Regions from separate parts of the Homo sapiens genome. Here region 2 is linked to region 1. Evidence: read pairs that join two places in POLR2A ChIA-PET (ENCODE). Cell type or tissue: PC-3. All regions are shown on one strand. Links, peaks and the distances in the headings refer to the core of each region. The heading gives the core; the rest is flanking DNA. Region 1 overlaps CPNE4 (copine 4). Region 2 overlaps LOC124909436 (a long non-coding RNA gene).

Region 1 (5,383 bases), core at 334-5,333:
CACTTGCTATGTGACCCAGGGCAGATCATTGAACATCTCTAAGCCTCTGTTTCTTCACCTATAAAATGGGTATAACATCTATTTCATTATGCTATGAGGAGCGAATGAAATCTTATATATAAAGTAGGATATTAGGGAAAATTTTGTGGAAATCGTTGCTTTTGACTTTAGCTTTTAAAGAGGAGAATGATTTCAGTGGGGAAGGAGACAGCAACACTAGCAATGTGGTATTCCTTTTTATCTTAAGAACATAAACATGATGTTGATAAGGACTATTTGGGATATTTAATGCTTTACTTTTGTGTGTGTTTGGCTATAAATATATTTGGAGTGACTCTGGAGCTGTTGATCTTTGCCAATTTCACCTCAGGAATTCAAGGAGTTGTGGAAGCCTATCAGAGCTGTCTTCCTAAGCTCCAACTCTACGGTCCCACCAACATTGCCCCCATCATCCAGAAGGTTGCCAAGTCAGCGTCAGAGGAAACTAACACCAAGGAGGCATCGGTAAGGAGGGGGCTATTTGCCTCCTAAGGGGAGCTTACTCTTCCTCACCTGGATATTGGCCGTAAGACCCATCTCACTCTAACAATAAATTCCAACACTTCTCCCTGTGTGAATTTGGACAAATGACTTAACCTCCTCCTATCCTCAGTCTTGACATCTGAAACATGGGGATAATCAAACCCATCTTTGCTGGGTTGTGAGGCTAAGAGATGACACATGTCAAATGTCTACCACATTGTCTGAACACAGGAGAAACTCAACAATGGAAGCTACTATATTCACTAAAGTATGTCATATCCACCTCCTGTCCTTGAAAAGAAAAAAGAAAGGTTTAAAAATAAGCTTGCTTTTTAAGGTACCCATACTACAGATGGAAGCAAAGCACCATGGAAGTAAAACAATGGATGATTCTGCCTCCTGGTGGTAAAGCGCAGCAGCACAAAACATCACAGCAAAAATTGGTTTCATATTCTATTGCTTTTCTTAAGAAAAATGCAAACCAAGACCAGAGTTTGAGTTTTGCCCCTAATATTTTAGAAGTAAATATATTACCACAATAACTTCTGTATTTATTTTAATAACATTAATACATGTCTTTTTAGCTTTATGATTTTTTCCAGATTTAGTGGAATATTACCAATGTCTGAAGTTTGCTCTGTAATTTTATCCTGGGTACTGAGTTTTTATTTAAAAAAATACTACTCCCTTATCTTCTTACATCAATTCATCTAACCTTCTTGCACTGTCTTCATGTTCTCAGCCTTCCTTCATGTTAGAATGGATGGAGGACCATGCTCCTACCTCATGTCAACATCTTCTTTTGTGTACTTGAGCACATCTCTGAATTATCCAGGAACTTTGACTCTGCAGTTATATTCTCGCTCTTTCTCCTATCATCTATTGTTTTCTTTTCTACTTCCCTTTGTACTGAAGACTCATTCCCATTAACAAGTACTCATTCAATAATATCTCCTGCTTTAAGTTAATATCTCCCCCTTGACTCTGCTTTGCCCTTTAGCTACTGTCCTTAACTTTTTCCCACTTATAATCTGCACTCCATGCAGAAACCAGATTGATCTTTTAAAAATATAATTAGTATTGCAGCATTCCTTTGTTCTAAATTCTCTAATACTTCTCATCATACTTGGAGTAAAATCTAAATTCCCTGATATGGCTTAGAAGACATTATAGGATCTAATCTCTGCCTACCTCTCTGATCTTAATTCTTATCATTTTCTCTTTCGCTCCCTATATTTCAGCCACACTGACCTTCTTGCTGTTCCACAAACACACCAAATATATTCCCACCTTGAGGCCTTTTCACTTACTGTTCCCCTGCCAGGGTTTCTCTCACCCAAACCTCCATATGATCCATTCTCTGACTGTGTTAACATCTCTTCTCAACTCTCAACCCCTCTGAAAGTTCCCCCTGGCTACCTTATCTAAAATAGCCAACCCACCCACCCGCACCATGTCTCAGCTTTACTTTTCTTCTTAGTACCCATCATCATCTGAAATATTTTAGGTGCATCTACTAACCTGTATATTTTATGTCTCTCTACTTTCATATGGAAGCTCTACAATAAGACTTGTTCACTAGTATATCCCTAGTACACAAAACAATGCCTGCACACAGTACATGCTTAATAAATACTACTTAAAGAACGCATATAAAGCCACTCTACTTTTCATATATATATATAATGAAAAGTACTTTACATTTTCTTTTGTAAAACTGGTGTGTATCTTAAATATTGCACATCTTGTACGCCAGAAAATACAGTGTTCCTGTTTTCATTATAATTTGAAGTCTCTCCTACTTAAAAAGATCCAAATTCCCAAGGTCCCTAGAGAGAACAACAGTCACTGCATGTCTTTGGTTCAGTCCACTGGCCCTTCCATACATCTCATTATCATCTTCAGCTACTCCGGGCTTGGGTCATTGAGTGACATGAGCAATTCCTACAAGGGAATAGGAAGTTTGAAGCAAAATTTTGTTTTAGACTCATAATTTTTCCATGTCCTTTTATTAACATAGTTGACCACAGTTTCAATCTGCTACACAACATCCATCAGGTGACCCATAGCTATCCATAAGAAACAAATGGGTCTGATCTGTGGGGCATGTTCTCTCATCTCCTCTGTTCATTACATCATGTTCTTGAAATCACTAACCGGTGGTTTGACTGTGAAAAGGACTGGAGACCCTGGGGAGCTAAGTGTGTGTTACTTCAAATAATTACTTTAGAATAGTGAATATATAAAACTGTGGATATATTAGCCTTTATGCTGGGCAGAGACACTCTGTAAGCTGAGATCTTGTCCAGCAGTAATGCTGAGGATTTAATCCAAGCCAAGTCTTTTCCAGGTGTGAAAGCTAAGAAAATCATGACTCCTCTCTGCTCATTTTTCCTCTTCTTTTCAGAAGCCATGAACACTATTAGGTTTTTTTTTTTTTTTTTTTTTTTTTTTTTTTTTTTTTTTTTTTTTTGCGACAGGGTCTTGGTCTATCACCCAAGCTGAAGTGTAGTGGCACAATCATGGCTCACTACAGCTTTGAACCTTTTGGGCTGAAGCATTCCTCTGGCCCCAGCCTCCCAAATAGCTGGGACCAAAGGCATGTGCCACCACGCCCAGCTAATTTTTATATTTTTTGTAGAGGTGGGGTCTTGCTATGTTGCCCAGGCTGGTCTCAAACTCCTGGGCTCAAACAATCCTCCTTCTTTAGCCTCCCAACGTTCTGGGGTTATAGGCATGAGCCAATGCATCTGGCTAACCACCAACACTTCTCAGGATTATAGACCAACATTTCCACCAGTGCGTGGGCCCTGCAAAGGCTTCCCCAAATGCATCTCTTTCTGACCACAGAGGTCTTGGAGCAAATTTGAACCTTCATAGATGCAAGATTTAGGAATAAGGTTTGGATGTGACCATTATTTTATTTTATTTTTTAACCTTTTTTCAGCACCAGAACCAATTCTTCAAATGATAACTTGCTTAGAAACTCAACATATAAAATAGACTTAAAAAATACACTATTCTTGCCAAATTTGGTCTAAGGAGTAGAGTCAGAAACTTGTCCATTCTCTTTAGCTCCCTTATCCTCAAGAGCATCCAAGGCATCCCTAAGGGCTCCCTGGGGCCCAGTTTAAAAATTGGATGATCTCATCCCCTCTGGGGTACCAGGACTCACATGGCTAAAAAGAGAACAGAACTAACAAAGGTCTGGATTTCAGGCTGATATAGAACAGCATGAGTTTTTGGCCATCACTCACTCCCTCAGGGATAGCTGGGTCTGCAATGAAAGGACAGGTCATTAAATGGGACTACAAGTAAGAAGCATCCAACCCACACATCTCCATATAAATTACCCCTATAGACCAAGAACATAAGCTTTTCCCCAGAGGTTTCTCCTGTTCTTTGAAAAGTCTGTGGTCCAGAGTCCCTTGTTATCTCTAAGGGTCATAAACTTGAACATCTTTGGCAAGCTGTGCCAGGGAGTCTGTTGCTATAGGATTTTCCCCTTGATTTTGTGGAACTCTTCCAGGTAAAAAATGCCCCTCTTTATCTAAACAGGACCTCAAGTATATTCAAAGACTATAATATTTCATCCATGAGCATTTTCCCAGTCTGACTTTAGAAGGAACTGTTATTGTTTGCTTTATTGGAAATTTCTATCAGGTTTCGATCCTGCAGTCTACAGCCTAGTGCCTTTAGCTAGATGAAACCTGGCAGGATCAGATTCCAGAATCCTGACAATCTCTTCAGACCAGGAGTTCTTAAACTTATTGTTCCACAAACCCCTTTAGCAGCTGATAAAGTTCATAGATCCCTTCTCAGAAGTGGTTTTTTGTGTTTTTTTGTGTGTGTGGTTTTTTGTGTTTTGTTTTGTTTGAGATGGAGTCTTGCTCTGTTGCCAGGCTGGAGTGCAGTGGCAGCTCACTGCAACCTCTGACTCCCTAGTTCAAATGATTCTCCTGCCTTAGCCTCCCGAGTAGCTGGGATTACAGGCACGTGCCACCACGCCCAGCCAATTTTTGTATTTTTAGTAGAGACAGGGTTTCACCATGTTGGCCAAGATGGTCTTGATCTCCTGACCTCATGATCCGCCCACCTAGGCCTTCCAAAGTGCTAGGATTACAGGCGTGAGCCACTGCACCCAGCCAGAAGTATTTTTAAATGTACAACATAAGACCCATATTATAAAGTAAACCAATTATATTGAAATGCAGTTAGCAAAATATTTTTTAAAAGGAAGATGGAGACATCATAAATACAGTAATAAAATGCTTCTGTATTTACATTTTAAATTATGAGAACCAGTAGTTTGTCTAATAATTCTGTAATTTCTAAGTTGTGTTAAACATAAATAATACATTGAAATATATGTAGGTACTGTAATATAACAGGAAAATATGTGTTTTTTTATTAATAACTAAGCCACAAGTAGAACTAATATTAATTTGATTTGTTGATTACACTTATAGTGAAAAAATGATAAATTTTACTTAGAGATTAGTGAAAATAAAAATGTAATTTACCCCAAGTTTACAGACTGCCTTAAATCTTGCAGTAGTCCATGGAGACAGGTTAAGAACCCCTAGTTTAGATCAGCAGTCAATAAACTATAACTAAACTAAACTGTTTTTCAATGGCTTGCAAGCTGAGAATGGTTTTTAGATTTTTTAATTGTTGAAAAAATCAAAAGTAGAATAATATTTGTATTTTGTGACATATGAAGATTTTGTGACATTAAAAATCAGTGTCCATAAATAAAATATTATTGGAACACAGCCTCTCATATTCATTTTAAATATTGTCTATGGCTGTTTTCACACTACAGTGGCAGTGTTAGGTAGTTGTGACAGAGACCATTATG
Region 2 (5,383 bases), core at 285-5,284, 1.0 Mb before region 1:
CTACTCAGGAGGCTGCAGTGGGAGCATCACCTGAGCCCAGGCGGCAGAGGTTGCAGTGAGCTGAGATAGTGCCACTGCACTCTGGCCTGGGTGACAGAGCCAGACTTTTTCTCAAAATAAATAATTTTTTTAAAAAAATTCAATCACATTAGCCCGATTTCAGTGCTCAGTAGTCATGTGTGGCTAGTGGCTACTGTATTGGGCCACTCAGCTGTAGCCCCTTGGTCCTCACAGTTTCAGAGGTCACCCTCTCACCAAACTCACACTCAGTGGGGAGAAAAAGACTTGGGACATTATTAGAAATAGAGATGGATGCTGAGCAGCCCCAAACAATTGTCCACTATGATAATTAAGGGAGCATAGTGTGAACCCCAAATACCTGAGACAAGTCTCAGTCAATTTAGAAAGTTTTGTTTTGTTTTGTCTTTTGCCAAGGTTAAGGACATGCCTGTGACACAGCCTCGGGAGGTCCTGACGACATGTGCCCAAGGTGGTTGGGGCACAGTTTGGTTTTATACATTTTAGGGGGACATGAGATATCAATCAATATATGTAAGATGTACATTGGTTCAGTCCGGAAAGGTGGGACAACTTGAAGCGGGGAGGGGGCTTCCAGGTTATAAATAGATAAGAAACAAATGGTTGCGTTCTTTTGAGTTTCTGGTTAGCCTTTCCAAAGTAAGCAATCAGATATGCACTTATCTCAATGAGCAGAGGGAAGACTTTGAATTCTGTCTGTCCTTTGTCCACAAGGAATTTTCCTGTGGACAAATTGTGAGGGAGGTACATAGCTTTTTTGTCTTAGTAGCTATCTTTTTAAGGAATAGAATGGGAAGCAGGTTTGCACTAAGCAAAAGTCTCAGCTTGACTTTCCCTTTTGGCTTAGTGATTTGGGGGTCCCAAAATTTATTTTCCATTCACAATAGTGATTTTATATATCTTGTTTGGTGAAGGAAAAAGTTGACTGTAGTCCATCTCCTGTATTTAAGGAAAGAAAAAACCTAGCATGAAAAGGAATTGCTAAGTGTTTCTAGTTTACCAACAATCCTGTGATATTGTAATCCCAGCTACTCGGGAGGCTGAGGCAGGAGAATCGTTTGAACCCAGGAGGCGGAGGTTGCAGTGAGCCAAGATCGTGCCACTGCACTCCAGCCCGGCAACAGAGTGAGACTCCATCTAAAAATAAATAAATAAATAAAAATGAAGATAATCTGAGGGAAAATTGTTATTTGTGCAGGCTGGTTAGGTTTTCTGACTGCCAAAAAAGGTTGGCTCCAATATATAGCAATACATAGGAATTGAAGTGTATGTGAACTCAAATCTCTTAAGATTACACAGTTGATTTATGAGCCAAAGACTCTTCCCAGCTCAGTGGGATTCAGAATGATCTTGTTGTGAGAAATGGAGAAAACATTTTTTATAAAATTCAAAACTGGACTGGGCACAATGGCTCACAGCTGTAATCCCAGCACTTCAGGAGGCTGACACAGGCAGATCGCTTGAGCCCAAGAGTTCAAGACCAGCCTGTGCAACATGGTGAAACCCCGTAGCTGTTAAAAACACAAAAAATTAGCCAGTTGTGGTGACACATGCCTGTAGTCCCACCTACTCAGGAGGCTGTGGTGGGAGGATCACCTGAGCCTTGGAAGTCGAGGCTGCAGTGAGCCACATGTGATCACATCACTGCACTCCAGCCTGGGCAAAAAGAGTGAGATCCTGTCTCCAAAAAAAAGAAAAAATTCAAAATGGTAATCATTATTCTTTCCCAAGCTACCCTCTGGAAAATTGTTCAGAATACGCTTTTTGGCTTTGGGGGAAATGGTCCTGAAAGGGCTTACTTGCTGCATTTCATTCAGTTTAGACCATCATAATCCCCATCTCTGTCCACAAAATGCCAAACAAACTTTCTATTATTAAGGAACTCAGCCATGATGTAAGGATGGAGGGATAGCCCGCTCATCAGATGTGGATGGCCCCTGTGTGGAAGAGTAACCTCCCCTTCTTGAGAGGAGCAAATGAGCTCCTTTCACAGCCTGCTCTCACATGTGGTCATGGCTGCTGGTTCTCAGGCTGATCAACACAGATCTGTTGACCTTGGCAGTTTACCTCCTCCACTGGTTGAAGTCAGATTCTAAATTCTAAATCCAGTAGAAACCTTTCTGCAAGAGGTCTTCTTCCAGCCCTCTAAGACAGCTGGACTAATTTAATCTTAAAGGAATAAATAATTTAGTGGGCAAATCCATAATATGTTGTGATCTTCACATGCTAAGGGAATTTTCTTTATTCTATTTTTAACTTTCCTTTTGCTGGCAAAGTTTGAGACAAACAACATCTAGAAGATAAGAAATGAGGAAGAAACAGCCACTCACAGTGTAATATTTTCCCAGATGTGGAGCACGTAGGCTGAGGGGCTTAAAATACTTCCTTCCTGTTCAGTGGTGTCTTTGCTCTCCAAACACTTCAGAGTGTATCAAATCAATAGGATTTCTTATTTATATCTAGTCGAAGCAACACAACACTAGATCAATTTGACTTGAAAGAACACCAGATTAATTTCAGAGGAGACAGAGAACACATGCAATTCTGAACAATTCAAGGAGTCCTTACAGATGCCTGTGGAGGATGCACAGGTGACAAGGTCCCTAGTGTCCTTGTCCTAAGGAGCAGATAGTTCATTCAACTGACAACTTACTTAATCTAATAACCCCACCCTTTCCTACTAGATAGGGCAGGATTTTTGTCAACCACAAAACCTTGAGAAAATAAGCTGGTTTTTACATAGAAAACAAAAGAGAAACACTGGCAAATTCTGTTTTATTTAAGAGCCATTGCCACTGAGGACAGTGTGCATGATGAGTCTGAAGCAACTTCAACAAAAGAGCCTAGAAGCAAGAAGTAGGAAAATACAATAGGTGGCATTTCTCTTTATTTGGGAACTCCAGTCCCACAGCCCCAAATGGCTGAGAAGCTGGCCTTCTGGAAATATTTTGAGGTCAGGGAAGACTGGCCTGAAACTGAAATTACTCATCATAATTTTGGAAACTAGCCCACACAGTACAGACTCAGACACAACCTGTGGCTTTCTTAATGTCAATTGGTAAAGGTTACTGTTTCCTGTTATGGAGAGATGATGCCAGACAAAGAAGGGGCCAGATCACAAAGGGCCTCACAATCCAAGATGAGGCATTGGACTTGGTCCTAAGAGCAGTGGAATCACTGATGGGCAGTAGAAATACTACTCCATGAAGAAGGGGTTGGATTCAGCCTATATCAGAAGCAGGAAGACCAGTCAGGATCCTGTTGCATTGACCCATGGAAGACATGTTAGAGGCCCACATGACAGTAGGTGTACCAGACATAGATTGTTAGAGATATTGAAGATGTAGAAGTAATAGAATACAGTAAATTAGAAGTAGTGTGGTAAGAGAGATGTGAGAGTCAAGTACAATGCTCATAGCACTGGCATGGCAATAGTGCATAATTTTTCTCGGCCCCTTCATTGAACTTGTGACAAGGGTGAACGTTTACTCCACTCACCATGCTCAACCCCTTGCAGGAAGGATCATGTGAGTGAGCAAGTGCAGGATCTGACTGGCCACTCCGGGCGCTGACCTAGGAACAAGCTCTAGGTGGGGCCTACAGCCAGACCAGGTGCAAGTGAGTGAGTGCAGGACCCAGCTGGTCACTCCAGACACCAGCGGGAGAAAGCTCCGTGCAGCGGTGCCCAGGTTGTAGGGGGCTGCCTGCGACCTTGAGGCCCCAGAGTGGGTATAACAATGCTCCTTTAGTTCTGCTGTCCATGGACGGCTGTGTATTAACAGCTCAGTTGGCCCCTTGCCTCCTTGCATGGGGTGGCTGCCCTCCACCGGCAAGGGCAAAGTTGACTCTAGTCCATCTCATGTATTAAACAAAAAAAATAAAATTCAAACCTAGCATGAAAAGGAATTGCTAAGAGCTTCTAGTTTACCAAAGATCCTGTAATACAGATATTGCTAAAGATCATTTGAAGGAAAATTGGTATTTGTGCAAGGTGTTTAGGTTTTCTGACTGCCAAAAAAGGTTGTCTCCAATGCATAGCAATACATAGGAATTGAAGTGTGTGTGAATTCAAATCTCTTGAGATTACATAGTTGATTTATGAGCCAAAGACTCTTCCCAATTCAGTGGGATTCAGAATGAACTTGTCATGGGAAATGGAGAAAACATTTTTTATAAAATTCAAAACCGGGCTGGGTGCAGTGGCTCACACCTGTAATCCCAGCACTTTAGGAGGCTGAGGCAGGCAGATTGCTTGAGCCCAGGAGTTCAAGACCAGCCTGGACAACATGGTGAAACCCTATATCTACTAAAAATATAAAAAATTAGCCAGTTGTGGTGGCACATGCCTGTAGTCCCAGCTACTCAGGAGGCTGCAGTGGGAGGATCACCTGAGCCTGGGAAGTCAAGGCTGCAGTGAGCTGTGATCACGTCACTGCACTCCAGCCTAGGTGACAGGAGTGAGATCCTGTCTCAAAAAAAAAAAAAAAATCAAACTGGTAATCATTATTCTTTCCCAAGCTACCCTCTGGAAAATTGTTCATAATAAGGTTTTTGGCTTCAGGGGAAATGGTCCCGGAAGGGCTTACTTGCTGCATTTCATTCAGTTTAGACCATTGTAACTCCCATCTCTGTCCACAAAAAGGCCAAACGAACTTTCTGCTGTTAAGGAACTCAGCCATGACGTAAGGCTGGAGGGATGGCCTGCTCATCAGATGTGGATGGTCCCTGTGCGGAAAAGTAAGCTCCCCTTCCCCCAGAGGAGCAAATGAGCTCCTTTCACAGCCTGCTTACACATGTGGTCATGGCTGCTGGTTCTCAGGCTGATCAACATAAACCTGTTGACCTTGGCAGTCTACTTCCTCCATTGGTGTGACAGACTTTTTGTGGGTCCCTGCAGTTTGGTGGGTCCCAAGCTCTTGTCCAGTGTCCAAGAAGAATGAAGTTGCATGAACACTTGAAGGATGGTGAAGGCAGACAATTTTATTAAGAGAGATGGAAATGGCTCTCAGCAGAGAGGGGGAGCTGAAGAGGGGATGGGATGGGCAGGTAGTCTTCCCCTGAAATCCAGCATCTCTTCCCCAAAGTCTGGCCAGCTCTTCTCTGAAGTCAGGCTGTCTCTCTGATGTCAAGCTGCCTCACTGAAGTGAAGCCACCTCACTAAAATCAAGCCACCTCTCTCTCCTCTACCAACTGAGTCTGGGGTCTTTATAGGCACAGGATGGAGGTGAGGCAGGCCATAGGTAGTTTTGGAAAGGCAACATTCAATTGGTTAAAAAAAAATTGTTTCTGAATTTTTTTTTAACCAATTTAATGTTGCCTTTTTTTCTATTATATTTACCACACA

Evidence for each region. ChIA-PET counts read pairs that join two places held together with the same protein. Peaks named below come from ENCODE experiments on the same cell type or tissue, not always from the same donor. Only the 100,000 strongest peaks of a DNase experiment are listed, where the experiment ranks them.
Region 2: POLR2A ChIA-PET joins it to region 1 with 6 read pairs; 2 of 35 experiments call an interaction of 5 or more read pairs at or near these places.

What each region holds. Positions count from the first base shown.
Region 1 is chr3:131,545,068-131,550,450 of GRCh38, reverse strand. It overlaps CPNE4 (copine 4), which reads left to right. Exons shown (of 16, transcript NM_130808.3): 14 at 371-504. Among named protein-coding and RNA genes, the nearest start is that of MRPL3, 45 kb to the right of the region's middle. In PC-3, for the core only: a CTCF peak has its summit at 920 (motif pointing left); no DNase peak of the experiment used is centred there; H3K27ac peaks cover 31 bases.
Region 2 is chr3:132,547,765-132,553,147 of GRCh38, reverse strand. LOC124909436 (a long non-coding RNA gene) reads right to left here. Exons shown (of 2, transcript XR_007096094.1): 1 at 2,370-5,383; 2 at 1-1,176. Among named protein-coding and RNA genes, the nearest start is that of ACKR4, 47 kb to the left of the region's middle. In PC-3, for the core only: no CTCF peak of the experiment used is centred there; a DNase peak (open chromatin) is centred at 3,047; H3K27ac peaks cover 1,136 bases.